Linked DNA regions of Homo sapiens: region 2 is linked to region 1. A link is a loop called in an ENCODE intact Hi-C map of the cell type or tissue named here. Cell type or tissue: GM12878. All regions are shown on one strand.

Region 1 (8,000 bases):
TTCAAATGACTAATTATTGATGTTACAAAATTATGCATGGGTTAAAGAACCCCTCAAAATACAAGATAGGCCAATTTATTTTAATGCAGCAGAGTATTAAAATGTTTACTGATATGGTTTCATATTCTACATTGCAACTAAGCCTCAAAAAATTAAAACATGTTGAGTTTTGATGTAGTATCAAATAGAATATCCACAGTTATCTGAAACAGCTATTAAATAATACTTTCTTTTCCAACTGTACATCTGTGTGAAGCTAACTTTCCTTTATGTGCTTTACAGGAAGCACATTGCAGCAGACTGCATGCAGAAGCAGACATCAGAATCCAGCTGTTAAGCCATGCCTCAGAGAGATTTGTAAAATGGTAAAACAATGCCACTCATCCTTTTCTGTCTTCTAGGGAAAATATATTTGTTTTTAAATATCATGTTAACATGTAACAAATGTGTCATTCTTATTCCTAAATGAATTAACAAATAAATCTGTCTTTTTAATTTTCCAACTTTAAATTCTAATATGATAACTATAACTCATGAAACAAGATCTGTTTGGGGTTCTCAATAATTTTTAAGAGTATAAAGAGATACTGAAGACAAATGTTTGTAGATTACTGCTCTAGGCTATAAATACGAAAATAAATTTGGGAAGGTATAGGCTACACATATCTTTAACATGACTAGATAACATCACATTGCTCCCCCATCCAATCTTGAATTACAGGTCTATGTATTCAAGTTGAGAGATGGTAGCTTAATTGAATTATCATAGTGCTTCCTTAACATGAACTAATTAGCTATTACATAGAAATTGTTTAGGCAAATTCTGGATACTATTTAAGAAGCTTTGAAACAATTTGGTCTCACTAAATGCCTTCTATTTTATTATTAAATTAAAGGAAAACTCAACTAGGATAACATTTTTCTCGAATAAATATACAGGTTAAATATAGCCAGAGACATTAAATTTTATTACAATATTTTATTAATAATTAAGTCACACAGGCATCCTAGACAACCAATACATTGAAAATACTATATATTCCTCCTGTGTCATTACAATATATAATTATTCAGGGAGCCTATGCACTGATTAAAAGAGGTGCAATGATTTAAAACATGTGGCCTATTACCATGTAAAATAGGTTTGGGATTAATTCTACAACTGTTTGATATTTAAAATGAGTGTGTAATTCAGTATATTAAAGAGTTTTTATGTATATACAATAGGAAATGATTTAAGATTTCTTAACATTAAAACATAATGCAAGAAGGAGGTAGAGAGAAATTATATTAATTCTCCCAGAGCAAGACATTATAATAAGCTGAATCATACAATTTTTAATTTTAAATTTATGGGTTAAAAGGAATGAAAGCCCTTGGGACAAAATGGAATAAAATAAGATTTTGATCCCAGCAGGGAACTTTTTGGAAACCTCTCCTCCGGGCATCGTATGAAGACCTTATGGAAGAAATGGCCTTTCAATCATATCTCCTGAAGTCATAGAGAATTTTATCATGTCTCACGCATAATGAAATGTTAATGTGATTTTTCTTGACTGATATCATTCAGAGTAATTCATTTTCAACACCAGTTCTCACTCATTATAAGACTGATTTAATGTGGTACTTATAATTAAAGCCTGTTTTTAAAAATAGCAACTGAATCCACAGGAAGTATGAACATTTCTCATTTTAAGGAGTTTTCTTTAGAGAGTAATAGTCACTGGACTCTGCATTCGTTGAACTAACCTTTAGACAGAGATAGAAAAGGGTTAAGTAGACAGTCTTCAACTCATCAGAACTCCTACCCGTAGTTTTCCTATTTCTGACTCCACTTCAGGCTTCTAAATGACATGAAAATATTTTAAGTACACATAATCCTATATGAAAATTATAACCATTAATATATTTGTAGTAGTGAAAGAAGGTATATAGACAGATAGCTTGATCAATCAATCGATCGATCGATCCACCCCAATAAACTGCCTAAAGTGGTGGCAGAGATGTCTTAGCTAGAAATGTTCATCATAAGCTGGGGTTTGAGGCTGTGCCCAGAGATAAGTTATCTGACACTTGAAAAACCAACTGTCTAGAAAGAAGCCCCAGAGTGCAATGTAGACAGATGAAAGAGTCTCTGCACACATAAATGAAAAAGTGACACATATCATCTACTTTCTGCAAGGTAAACCCAACAACTGGAGCTGATAGTTCAGGCTTGAGGCTATGACCTCATAAATCATACACACAACTGAGGGAATAAAAACATTTGAGAAGCCATAGTTTCACAGCCAGAGCTTCACAGCTCACATCCCATGGGATTCTATGAAGACAATCAACTATTGGCAAGTCTGCCTACAAGCCTAGAAAAGCTGTTTAAACTGTCATCTATGGCTCTGGCCATATTGCAACAAGGCTGAGTAAGCCAAGAGCTAGAATACAGGCTGTACAGCTTCCCCCTCCCCTCTCATCTCCTTTTTTGTTCTCTGAGTAAATAGAGGTAGAAGACAGTTGAATAATCGTTTAAGAATGTCATTGCCGTTATTCTAATTTGTATCTTAAAATAATCTGGAGAATATACTGCCATCACGGAAGAAATCATAAAGAACCTGGAATGTTTTATGTAGTACCTTGTTATTCAGAGATCAACTTCAATGTCACCCTTCAGGGGTTTTCCTTGACCACCCACTCTACTCTCTATCGCATCATCTTATTTTTAATAGAGAAGGTATGGGCATTTGATATTCTTCTTGTTTATTTATTAGAGAATAAGAATAGTATAGGTGTTATAAATACAGATCCTGAGATCAGGTTGCTTCAATTGGAATTCTGGCTCTCCAACATAATCACTGGGAGCAAGGCTCTATGCCTTAGTTTCCCCCTCTAACATTTGAATAGTAGTTTTTTCTACATCCCTGGGTTTTGGGGAGGATTGTGCTTGTTAATAAAAGTACTAGATCCTGGACAGGCACAGAGTAAGCACTTGATGAATGTGAGCCTTAACTCTTTATTTGCTTGGTGTCTATTTCCCTAACTAGTCTGTTCTTCACTTGTCTGCCTCAGTGACCCAGTACCTGGAATGATGCCTGGAGCACTCATGAGACTTTCAGTAGGAATGATGAAAAATTAATTAATGAGTCTCAGTTCAGGTTTTGAGATTTAAATCTAACTCAGTAGACAGTAAGAAGGCATGGACAGACAAAATTGAAAACTTAACAGTTCACAGTAAACATTGAGCTTCTGCTATACATGGTAGTCAAGAACTTTGACTGTATAATGCTGACAATGGCTTTCTTTCTTTAGTTGCTAAGAAATTACCCCAGTGGTTTTATGCTCCAAATACTCTACATGACTGATAACCTTATTTCCTGTGCTGATTGAGTCAAATCCATGCCACACCATTTGAGCCACCTCAGAATACATATTGAAACTCTATCTGTCACCTCAGGCCTTCCCCTAAGTGGGCTCTGTGCCACAGAAGAGGCAGCTCCAGCCATCCCTGGAGGGCTGTCCCAGTGGCCTGAGAGCTGCTCCTAGACCCCTACCAAGGTCAGCATTGACCTCAAAGAACCTAGTCACAGACTTGTCCAACCAGCCCCACCCAGCTTTGCCCCCTCCAGTGCCTTGGCAGCACAGTGCAGGATGGGGCCCTTGGGAACTCCATGCCCTGACTATCACCAGGGACACCTCGTACTTCCTCCATCAACAAAGACCAAGTAAAAATTCCACTGCCATTATCACAGGTGTCTCTTGCCTGCAAGCACCACCTACTGGCCTGTAGGATGAACTACACAATCCAATATAATTCCTGCTGACAAAAGTAAGGAAATGAGATAATTTCCCAAGACCTCCACCTCCTCATCTTTGTAGGAGACAGTGAGCCTCACCACACACACAAGGCTACCACAACCTACAAACAACTAACATTTGGGAAAACCACTATGCTAAGGCTATCTATAACTAAGACATTTACACAGAGACTTGGCCCCTTGAAATCACACAGAAGCAAAGCCAAATGAACCTACCCAACATGAGCAATAGTCACACTCTCAAGGAGGAAAGAAGAAACCCACCGAATTAAAATAAATTTTAAAATATTAAATTTATTTTTAAATTTAAGAATTTAAATTTAAATTTAAGAAGAAACCAGCACAAGAATTTCAGCACCATGATGAAACAGATGGTTGAGACACTCCTAAAAGACCACATGAGCTCTCTAGCAATAGCTGCCAACCAAAATGAAAACTTTGAGGTGAGAGATAAAGAATTAAAGTTATGAATTTTAAGGAAGTTCAGTGAGATCCAAAAGAAAGTGGAAAACCAAACAAAGAAACCAGAAAAAAAACTCAGGAGACGACAGAGAGGAAAGATATATATTTTAAAAACCAAACAGAACTTCTGGAAATGAAAAATTCACTAAGGGAATTTTAAAACACAGTTAAAAGCTTTAATAAGAGACTAGACCTAAGCAGAAGAAAGGATTTCAGATCTTGAAGACAGGTCTTTCAAATTAATCCAGTCAGACAAAAACAAAGAAGAAAATAATTTTTTTTGATCAACAAAACCTTCAAGAAATATAGGATTATGTAAAGTAACAAAACCTATAACTTATTGACATTCTTAAGAGGAAGAAGAAAAAATAAGAAGTTTGGGAAACATATATGAGGAAATCAGGAAAATTTCCTCAGTCTTGCTAGAGAAATAGGCATCCAGATACATAAAATTCAGAGAACACTTGGAAGATATTATACAAGATGAACATCATCAAGGCATATAGTCATCAGACTATCCAAGGTCAACATGAAAGAACAGATCTTAAAAGCAGCTAGAGAGAAGCATCAAATTACTTATATAGGAAACCCCATCAGACAAACAGCAGACTTCTCAGCAGAAACCATACAAGCCAACAGAGACCAAGGGCCTGTTTTTAGCCTCCTTAAAGAAAAACAAAAGTACTAGTCCAGAATTTTATATCCTGCCAAACTAAGCTTCATAAATGAAGAAATAAAATCTTTCCCAGACAAGCAAACACTAAGGGAATTTGTCACAACTAAACCAACCCTATAAGAAATGCTCAAAGGAGTTCTAAACACAGAAACCAAAGGACAATAATCACCATCAAGAAAGTGCTTCACCATCCTGTGAAGCAATTACACAATTGAGACTCCAAGGCAAATAGCTAACAATATTATACAGAAACAAAACCTCATATATCAATGTTAACCTTGAACATAAATCACCTAAATGCTCCACTTAAAAGATATAGACTAGACTTTAAAAAACAAAGCTCAATCATCTGTTGCCTACAAAAGAACCACCTAATGGCTAAAGCTGACTCAGACTCAAAGTAAATAAATAAAAAAAAGATATATCACACAAATGGAAAACCAAAGTAAGCAGAAGTAGCCATTCTTATATAAAACAGACTTTAAAGCAATAATAGTTTTTTAAAAATGGCATTAAAGGGCATTATATATTGGCAAAGGGTTTAATATAACAAGAAGATTTCACTAGCCTAAATATATATGCACCCAACACCAGAGCACCCAGATCCATAAAAAAAATACTGTTAGACCAAAGAAAAGAGACTGATATCAATACGATAATAGTGGGGGACACCCCACTGATAACACTAGACAGATCATCAAGGTAGAAAGTCAACAAGGAAAACTGGATGTAAACTGGACTCTAGACCGAATGAACTTAATAGATATTTACAGGACATTCTACCTAATAATTGCAGAGTATACATTTTTCTCATTTGCATATAAAATATTCTCCAAAATCCACCAATATTTGGCTCTAAAGCAAGTCTCAATACATTTAAAAAATTAAAATGATATCAAGTATCTTCTCAGATCACAGTGGAATAAAATTAGAAATCAATACCAAGAGGAACTCTGAAAAGTAAGTAATTACATGGAAACTGATAACCTGCTTCTGAATCACATTTGGGTAAACAATGAAATAAGACAAAAATTTAAGAAATGTTTTGAAGTGAGTGTAAATAGAGAAACAACATATCAAAATCTCTGGGATACCGTAAACACAGTGCTGAAAGTTTATAGCATAAAATGCCTATATCAAAAAAGATGGAAAGATCTCATATTATAACTTCACATCACACCTCAAGGAAATAGAAAACAATAATAAAACCAAACTCAAGTCTAGCAGAAGAAAAGAAAAAGATCAGAGCAGAACTAAATGAGACTGAGACCAAAATAAATCAAAACAAAACAAAAAAGATACAAAAGATCAATTAAAAGAAAAGTTGGCTCTTTGAAAGAGTAAACAAAATTTAATAACTTCTAGCTAATTTAATAAAAAAAAGAGATTCAAATAAACACAATTAGAAATAATAAAGGTGACTTTATTACTGATACCATAGAAATTCAAAAGATAATCAGAGATTACTATGAACATCTCTATATGTACAAACTAGAAAACCTAGAAGAAATGGATAAATTCCTGAAACATACAACCTCTGATATGGTTTGGCTGTGTCCCCCCCCACCCAAATCTCATCTTGGGAGGGATTTGATGGGAGGTCATTGAATCATGGGGGCAAGTCTTTCCCATGCTGTTCTCTTGAAAGTGAATAAGTCTCATGAGATCTGATGGTTTTAAAAAGAGGAGTTCCCCTGCACAAGCTCTCTCTCTTTGCCTGCTGCTAGCCATGAAAGACACGACTTGGTCTTTCTTGCCTTCTACCATGATTGTGAGGCTTCCCCAGCTACGTGGAACTGTAAGTCCAATTAAACCTCTTTCTTTTGTAAATTGCCCAGTCTTGGGTATCCCTTTATCAGCAGCATAAAAACGGACTAATACAACCTCTCAGGATTGAACTAGAAAGAAATAGAAATCTTGAACAGACCAATAATGAGAAACAAAACTGAATCAGTTAAAAAAAATCTTTCAACCCAGGACTAGACAAATACACAGCCAAATTTTACCAGACATACAAAGAGCTGGTACCAATCTAAATGAAACTATTACAAAAGATTGAGGAGGAGGGATTTCTCCCTAACTCATTGTATGAAACCAGTATTACCCTGATATGAAAATCAGGCAGGGACAGAACAACAACAAAAAATGAAAACTGCAGGCCAATATTCCTAATGAATATAGATGTGAAACTCCTGAACAAAATACTAGCAAACTAATCCAATTGCACATCAAAAAGACAGTCCATCTTGATAAGTAGGTTTGCAGGAATGCAAGGATAAGTCAACATTTGCAAAAAATGGAATTGATCACTGTTTTAGTCAGTTATCATGCTGCTAATACAGACATATCTGAAACTGGGTGCAATATAAAGCAAAGAGGCTTAATTGACTCACAGTTCAGCATGGCTGGAGAGGCCACAGGAAATTTACAATCATGGTGGAAGGGGAAGCAAACACTTTTTTCTTCAAATGGCGGCAGAAAAAACAAGTGCAGAGCAAATGGGGGGAAAGCCCTTTATAAAACCATCAGATCTCATGAGAACCCACTCACTATCATGAGAACAGCATAGTGGTAACTGCCACCATGATTCAATTACCTCCTACTGGATCCCTCCCATGGCACGTGGGGATTGCCAGAACTACAATTCAAGATGAGATTTGGGTGGGGACACAGCCAAACCATATCAATCACATTAACAGAATTAAAAACAAAAACCACAAGCTTATCACAATAGATACAGAAAAAACACTCGATAAAATCTGACTTTTCTTCATGATAAAAACCCTCAACAAACTAGATATTGAAAGAACATACCTCAAGATAATAAAAGCCATATATGACAAACCCACAGCCAATATTACACTGAATAGGAAGGAGTTGAAAGCATTCCCTCTAAGAACTGGAACAACATAAGGATTTTACTCTCACCACTCCTATTCAACATAGTACTAGAAGTCCTAGCCAGAGTAATCATGCATGAGAAAGACATAAAAGGCATCCAAATTAGAAAAGAGGAAGTAAAATTAGCTCTGTTCACTGATGACTTAAAGCCCTAA
Region 2 (8,000 bases), 230 kb before region 1:
CAGCAGAAGGAGCCCTTTCTCCCCGCCTTCTGCCTTTCACACTCCCTCTAGTGCCTCCAGTAGTCTAACTACAGCAATCCAAGGCAAGGTGCTCTGGGAAATATGGATTGCAGACTCCAGGCCTGGCATGTCTGGGAAGAAAACAGAAGAGTAAGCAGAGAATGGCAGACAACAGGTAAATCACTAGCACAGGAGCTGAACTTGTTAGTGATAGCATTTATTTACATTTACTGTACTCTAGATATTTGCCTGTAAAAATTTATTTAATTTTATAATCCTACAAGGCAGGTACATTATCTGTATTTTACAGATGAGGAAATGAACATAACCAAGGCATCCACAGCTAGTAGTCAGGTGGAATAAAAATCATGAGTATAAATTTACTCATATATCACATATTCATAGTCCAATATTCCCTTCACTGTGCAAATAAACCCCACATGAATCTCCTTTTATTATCTTTTCTGAGCTAATGTCATGACATAGATTTTCTTAATAATAGGTCTATGTGAACACAGAATCTTTTTAGATAGCTGGATGCCTTACTTACTGAACTAAATTATTATATTAATGAAAAGACCGTACCCTGGAGCCAGACTGCGTAAGTATAGAGAGTTTCAGTTCTTACCAGCTGCATGTCTTTGCAAAATTGCATAACCTCTCTGTGCCTCAATTCCTTCATCTGTAAAATGGGGACAGTAAAAGTACCAATCTCATAAGGTATTTGTGAGGGCTAAGTGTGTTAATACCTGGAAAGTGCTTAGATGACTTCCTGCACTATATGATAGCCTTTGTTTATAATAATAATTATTATTAGAATTGGAACAATCTTTAAGGAGAAATGATTCCCCTCCCCCTATCACATTGTAAACATATACTATCAATTCAGCAAACAAATAATTTATGTTCCTTGATCAGGGGGTTGACCCTCTCTAGCTTTTTGGCCACCAGAGAGTAACCTACCACCTTTCCCAGCATGGCAAACTTACTTGAACAGTGGCTTAAAATTTCTCTGATCTTTGTGTTGACATGGATGTAGTGAAAAGGGAACACGTATATGCCACTGGTAGGAATGTAATTTAGCATAACCTCTGTGGAAAACAGTATAGGGATTTCTCAAAGAGCTGAAAGTGGATCTACCATTCAATTAAACAATCCCACTACTGGGTATCTACTCAAAAGAAAAGAAGTCATTATATCAAAAAGATACCTGCGTGTGTATGTTTACTGTAGCACCATTCACAATAGCAAAGATATGAAATCAACCTAAATGCCTATCAACAGATGAGTGGATAAAGAAAGTGTGGTATATATACACCATGGAATACTACTGCCATGTAAAGAACAAAATAACATCTTTTGCAGCAACTTGGATGGAACAGAAGGCCATTATTCCAAGTGAAGCAACTCAGGAATCAAAACTAGATACTGCATGTTCTCACTTATAAGCGGGAGTTAAGTTATGGGTACATAAAGGCATATAGAGTTGTATAACAGACATTGGAGACTCGGAAGCAGGGGTTGTGGAAGGAAGATGAGGGATAAAAAACTACATATTGGGTATAATGTACACTACTCGGGTGACAGGTGCACTAAAATCCTAGACTTCTCCACTGTACAATTTATCCATGTAACCAAGAGTCACTTGTACACCTAAAGCTATTGGAATAAAAACATTTTAAAAAAATAATTCCTCTGATCTCTGATTCAATTGGTGGCTTTCCCCTCTGAAAGACTGAAATGAAGATATTGTAATTTGAATATAACAAGTCACTCACCAAAACTGTGAGGGATTACCTTTGCAGGGACATGGATGAAGCTGGAAACCATCATTCTCAGCAAACTAACACAAGAACAGAAAACCAAACACCACATATTCTCACTCATAAGTGGGAGTTGAACAATGAGAACACATGGACACAGGGAGGGGAACATCACACACTGGGGCCTGTCGGGGGGTGGGGGGCGGGGGGAGGGACAGCATTAGGAGAAATACCTAATGTAGATGACAGGTTGATGGGTGCAGCAAACCACCATGGCACATGTATACCTGTGTAACAAACCTGAACATTCTGCACATGTATCCCAGAACTTAAAGTATAATAAAAAATAATAATTAAAAAAAGGTCAGACACCTAACCTGGCGGGTCTCAGCCATCTCTCCTCTCTTTGGCTGTTCTCCCTGGGTAAATCTCTCCATGAACATAGGCCCTGCTGCCCAACTTTTCACGTTGAATGACTTTATGCACCACTTGGATTCCACATGGCTGGGCACCTTGGCTGGTTCTTGAGTTGTCTTCATCTTGTCTCCACACTAGCAGCCACCAGCAATTTTCTCAAGTTATCTGGAAGCATAATCCTTTTTATTTTTTGAGAGAATGAGTGAATGAATGGGGATGGAAAGTCGTCCCAAAGGGAACTGAGTGGTATTCCTGGCTTTATGCCTCAGCTTTTCCCTCTGTCAATCTGCTTCCCAGCTTTTATTTATGAGACAAGAGGACTCAGAAGTGAAGCTAATAAACTCCTAATGAAATTGAGATAGGGTCCTAAACAGTACAGTTGATGTTTAACAGCAAACTAAACAAAGAGACAAGGGCAGGGGAGGGCCTTGTAAGGATTGTGTAGGTAGGTAGTGGGAAGAAACTGGCTTGTGTGAAAATAGTGACTGCGTTAGTATCTTCACTGGCCCCAAAGGGCCCATTTGGATGGGAATGAAATTTTGTTTCCAGCCCTTACACTTGGAGTGTAACAGCAATGGGGTACATGTCCCACTCCCCCCACTCTCCATTCCTGGATGAGTAGTGCCTATGATCTGTTTCTCCTCCATGTCCAAAGCTTGCCAAATATGCCAAATACAGTACTTGGATGCCTTCAAATGATTAATAGATATCACTTGTAATTCACAGCCCTTGGCTTGTGAATTTTAAGATCCCTGTTGACTGCTTCACTCCACGAATGTTTATTGAAGCCCCACTGTACTCAAGATTTGTTTCTCACCGTGCTCTTTATCCCTGTCCTTGTCAGTCACCACAAGAAGCCCAGGCCTCCCATGCCCTCCTAATCTTTACATCCTCTTTTGCGGGCAGTATGTGCCACAACTTTCAAACAATTTGTATGACTGTGCAGTTGTTCTGTTACTTAGAGCTCCTCTCCTCAACTTTGAGTTCTCAGTTTCCAAGAGCTGTGCTTCATTCTCTTGTGTCCCCACACCTGAGAGAGTGTTCAGCACTTAGTGAGTGTCCAATACGTGGTAGTAAACTAAAGATGTCTTTAGAATCTGCCATCAGTTGACTTTGGCAGGCATTTTATAAAATGAAATGTATTTTAGGAAATTGAGTAAGTGAATCCTAAGATTTTCTTTCTCTCAGTAGTAGCCCTCAGCATATCAAGGTGGACCGAATCTTAGAGGTGACACTAATGAAACTTGAACTGGGTGCTGGAACTTAGTGGGGAGCATGATGATGAAAACGAAGCTGTGGCCGAAGCTTTGGACTGGCAGTCATCCTACCCCTGGGTGTTCTTTGAGCTTGGCTAACTGTATAAAATCTCCAGGCTCTAGGCTTCAGGAAGTGTCACAATTTGATTTGCTTGCTCTGAGCTAGGTTCACTATTACATTTTAAGTTAGACTAAGAAAAGCACAAACATAATCAGATAAGAAATAGAAATAATGAACTTATATTCATTATATCTAGAGACCTTAGTGCAACCTTTTTTGTTTTACAAGTTGTTTATATTTGGATCTGCTGTTATCATAAGTTAAATTTTATGTCAATATTGTAAACATAACTTAGATTCAAATTAAGTAATGCTTCACTTTGTTTCAGAAGGAATTGGAGGTGAACACTTACATAAATTTATTCTAATGACACAAAAATTATTAAACAACAAAAAGTGAAAAGAGATGAAGAGAGCAGTTGTTATTTTACATTGCAATCCTGATATGACTCAGTACTATTCATAATAACCAGTCTTGTACTGATTATAATGGAACCTCAAAATAGAGTTGTTCTACTTTCTAGAGATAAAACAAAGAGCCACACTATTGAAATCTGCCAAGCTGCCCACAGTGACCATCTGACCAGAGACACGTATCCCTTCAACCAAGAAGTCTAGCATCTGTCACGATATTCACTTACCAACAGCACTGACAACAGCCTGAAACCAGTAATGAGAGAAAACTAATAATATCTAGAGACACCATCTGTTCAGCATTTTCTAGGGTGCACTTACTAGCTCTATCACCTTGGCCAAGAGCCTTAACCTCTCTGTTCCTCAGTTTCCTCACATGTAAATTGTAACTAATGACCGAAACTACTTCATAGGATTGCTGTGACAATGAAATGGGTTAATATATGTAAACAATTTAGTGCCTGGGATGTAGTAAATAACATTTAAGTGTCTACTATAGTTATTACTGAGTGCCAACAAATAGCTTCTGTAATTTACTTATGCTATCTAATTTAACTTTATCATCTTAATAACCTTCTTGTAAGTACATTTCTGCATTTTTACAGATAAGGAATCTGAGGCTCAGAGAGATTAAATAATTGGCCTAAGATTTCACAGCTAGTAAGATGCAGATCTGGGATTTGAAGCTAGGTTTTTCTAACACTTAACCTCCATGACGTGCTGTCAACAGACGACATCTCCAATTCTCTTGGGAACTGTTGTGCTCCTAGAGTGGGTATTGAACTTCAAGAATAATAACGAGGAGGACTATTTCCATATCTCCACATTTCAACCAAGCATCTTCAGTCTGACATCCTTCCTTCCCTAGCTTCAACTTTATTACATGCTACAACTTTCCAAGCACTTTGTGCCCCAAGCCACAAAATAGTCCTAATTATTATTATTTATTTTCTCATTTATTCCCACAAAAAGAATAAAATAAACAATATAATTTCTGCTTCATAAATTATTAAAGTGAAGTTCCTAGAACTTAAGTTCAAGATTGTATACATAGTAACAAAACAAAAAGTAGGTACTTATTCCACAAGTACCTACTTTGTATCTACCAGGTGCCAGGGTTACAGTGGTAAAATATTCAATTCTTGCCCTCAAGGAGCTCACCAACCAGTGTAAGATGAAAGAGGAAGCAATCACAGAAGAGTGTGGTTAATGCTATGATGAAGATGTGCACAGAGTGCTACGGGGCACATTTAACAAAGTGACAAAGTGGTGGCGGGAAGAAAAAAATGTGCTCAGGGAAGGTTTCTGGGGCAATGATACCAGAACTGAACCTTCACAAAGGAGTAAACCAAGTGGATAACTGAAAAAAAGTCTTCAAAGCCCAGGAATGTCCATAACGAAAAGACTGGACACCTGAAGAAATGGGGTAGCTGGAATAAGTTCACTAGGGCTGGAGTTGAGAGTAGAATAGTGTTGAATAATGACAGGGCTTTGACTATGAAGGGCCTTGTATGCCACACTAAGTAACTTGAACTTTGTGATAGAGATGGTAAGAATTTGTTGAACACATTAAGCAGCAAATGTATGAGGTAAGATTGGCGATGAGTATGACAGATCACTTAGGAGTGTAGGTAAATAAAAGACCAAAGCACTGGTAGTGGCCCTGGAGGAGGAAAAACCTAAATCTATTAAGGAGTAGAGTGGCCAGGATGTAGGAATTGGCAGTGGGTATGGTCAGCAGTGGAAAAGAATGAATCTAAGCTGACTCCCACATTTTGGCCAGACAACTGGGTAGTCAGTAATGATTTTGCTAAGATAGATAATATAAAAAGAGGAGCAGATTTTAAATGAAAAAGAGACACTTCGGTTGGAGACACCTTGAGTTTAAGAAATTTATGAGACCTGTGGGTATGTCCCTTGAACTGGTTTGGAGTTAGGAAGAGGATAGGGTACTGGGAAAAGTATGATTTCTTAGCTGAAATCACAGGTGAAGACGCAGTTACAGAAATAAAGTTAGCCAGGACTTAAATGCAGGTTGATCGAACTCCAGAGCCTATACTGTTTCTATGGCCCATATTGTCACTTTCCAAGGATAACATCTACTTATAATTGTGTTTGCAATGCATTCTCTCTTCGATACTGTGTCCTGAGATCCTTGCTGCTGTTCAAATCTCGGTTCAAGTCTTACATCTTGTACAGGGCCTCTCAGACCATTACAGTCAGCATTCATTTTCATGCTCATTTCTTCCACTGCCTGTTTTTACTCCTCTAATATAACACTTAGAATCTCAGAGACCTCAAAGGAGCCATTTAGCCGAAGCCTCACTGTTGTATGAACCACTTTTTCAACAACCTCCATGAGTAATCTTGCAGCCTTTCCTTTAGCAATTCTCCAAGCAAGCAGTTCACACTTTCCAGAGGCAGCACATTCCAATTAAAGACAGCCTCAATTGCTGGAAAATTCTTATATTCTCCAGAGCTCTCCGATATACCTTCCATTTACAGATACTGGATTTGCTTGGTGGAATCTAGTCCCTCTTTACATAATAGCTCTTTAGCTCTTTAGAGATAACTGGCTTGTGCCACTTTATCCCCACTTCCCAGGGCTAACCATCCTCAGTTCTTGAAGCTACTTTTCAGGACATGTTTAGTTAGTTTCCTCCTTTTATTTTTATTTCAAGGTATTCCAGCTTGTCTACAGCCCTCTTAATATGTGATATCAGAGCTCACCCCAATAATACAGGTATGATTTAACCACCACCAAGTAGAGCAAAACCATGCCCTTCAATTATACTAAAAATTTTCAGTACTTTTGATATAACCTAAGATTTTATAGATATTCTCATGATCCTTATCTATTGACTTATATCGAATTCACAGTAATTTCTGGTTATAGTTGCTTTGAATCATAGTTATTTGTTAATGTGCCCCTGCCTTTCATTTGATTATTAGTCTTTAGATTTATCCAAAAACATGTATTATATATCTTTGTAATTACTTTGCTCAGCATAACACTTACATGTATTTGAAGCTTAATAAATGCTGAACCTTCAAATTGGCATAGTTTGGAGTGATTTTCTAAACTACATATTTTTTAAAAGTCACAGCAAAAACACCACCACCATTTTGTCTCTTTTATTGAGTAATGAAACTTTTTTGCTTGCTTGAGTTATTACCAAAAAAGGATTTATTGAAACAATGCTCTACTGAAAGAAGATGAATTTTAAATCTGAGTTACAGACACTGAGTGAAAAGGAGAATGAATTTTCTTTATGACAAAATGGAATTTATGCATATGCTTTTTCAGAAACATGTCTGAACTCAGCTTTGTTCTCGCTGAGTCCCTAAGAACTCTGTCTCTGCATTTTTCTATAATTAGTTTCTAAGTCAGCTGAGAATACACTCCTCCCGTCTGTCTTCCTAGAAAGGCTCTTCTTAATACAATGTTGAGGATTAATGCAAAGTGACCCGGTTCTGGTTTTCCAAGAGTAAAAAGATTGGATGTTCAAGAGGGACGTATGTGCCAAAATAATTTTGGGGAAAAAACAGTCAAGTAAAAGAAATATATTTGACTAATCCATGATTATTTAAACATGAATTTAGCTGTTTGCATGCATCCAAATGGTAGATGAAGAACAACACCTTGTGTCTGTCTGCAGTCAAGAACCCTAAAATCTCGATGTCAGAAAAAGTCACAATAGGCCTTCAAATCCAACATTTTAATAAATAACTCTCTTCCGAACATATTTAACCATGGTGAGAGCTGGCCTCTGAGAAATGGCAGCACTTAGGGCTGCATTAGGTAAGTGTTCTTTTTGGTCTCTCCTACTTCTAGATTGAGATTCCTACTTAGCCATTTTAGATTTAAGAGATCATTTTTAAGGCTGTATCCCAGCCTGGTGGTGCAGTAGGGAATCATTCCCATTTTTTCTGCTGTCACTCTTTATATATGGTTTTTCTCAGAACAAATGATTTGTCATTCACAGTGAAGAGAGACCTTTTTCAGTCTGGTGTGATGAAGGCCTCCCTACATCACATCAAGGTGTCCACGATTAACCTCTTTATTATTTTTAGGGGCATAGCCCATTAG

The links. Peaks named below come from ENCODE experiments on the same cell type or tissue, not always from the same donor. Only the 100,000 strongest peaks of a DNase experiment are listed, where the experiment ranks them.
Region 2: a loop joins it to region 1, with 6 times the contacts of the local background. A loop is called at or near these places in 1 of 110 quality-filtered maps.

The regions. Positions count from the first base shown.
Region 1 is chr4:84,255,667-84,263,666 of GRCh38, forward strand. The region is part of intron 4 of LINC02994 (long intergenic non-protein coding RNA 2994); the gene reads right to left. Among named protein-coding and RNA genes, the nearest start is that of LINC02994, 40 kb to the right of the region's middle. In GM12878, a CTCF peak has its summit at 3,773 (motif pointing left); DNase peaks (open chromatin) are centred at 3,385 and 3,743.
Region 2 is chr4:84,028,512-84,036,511 of GRCh38, forward strand. All of the region lies in intron 7 of LINC02994 (long intergenic non-protein coding RNA 2994), which reads right to left. Among named protein-coding and RNA genes, the nearest start is that of LINC02994, 270 kb to the right of the region's middle. In GM12878, no CTCF peak of the experiment used is centred here; a DNase peak (open chromatin) is centred at 4,130.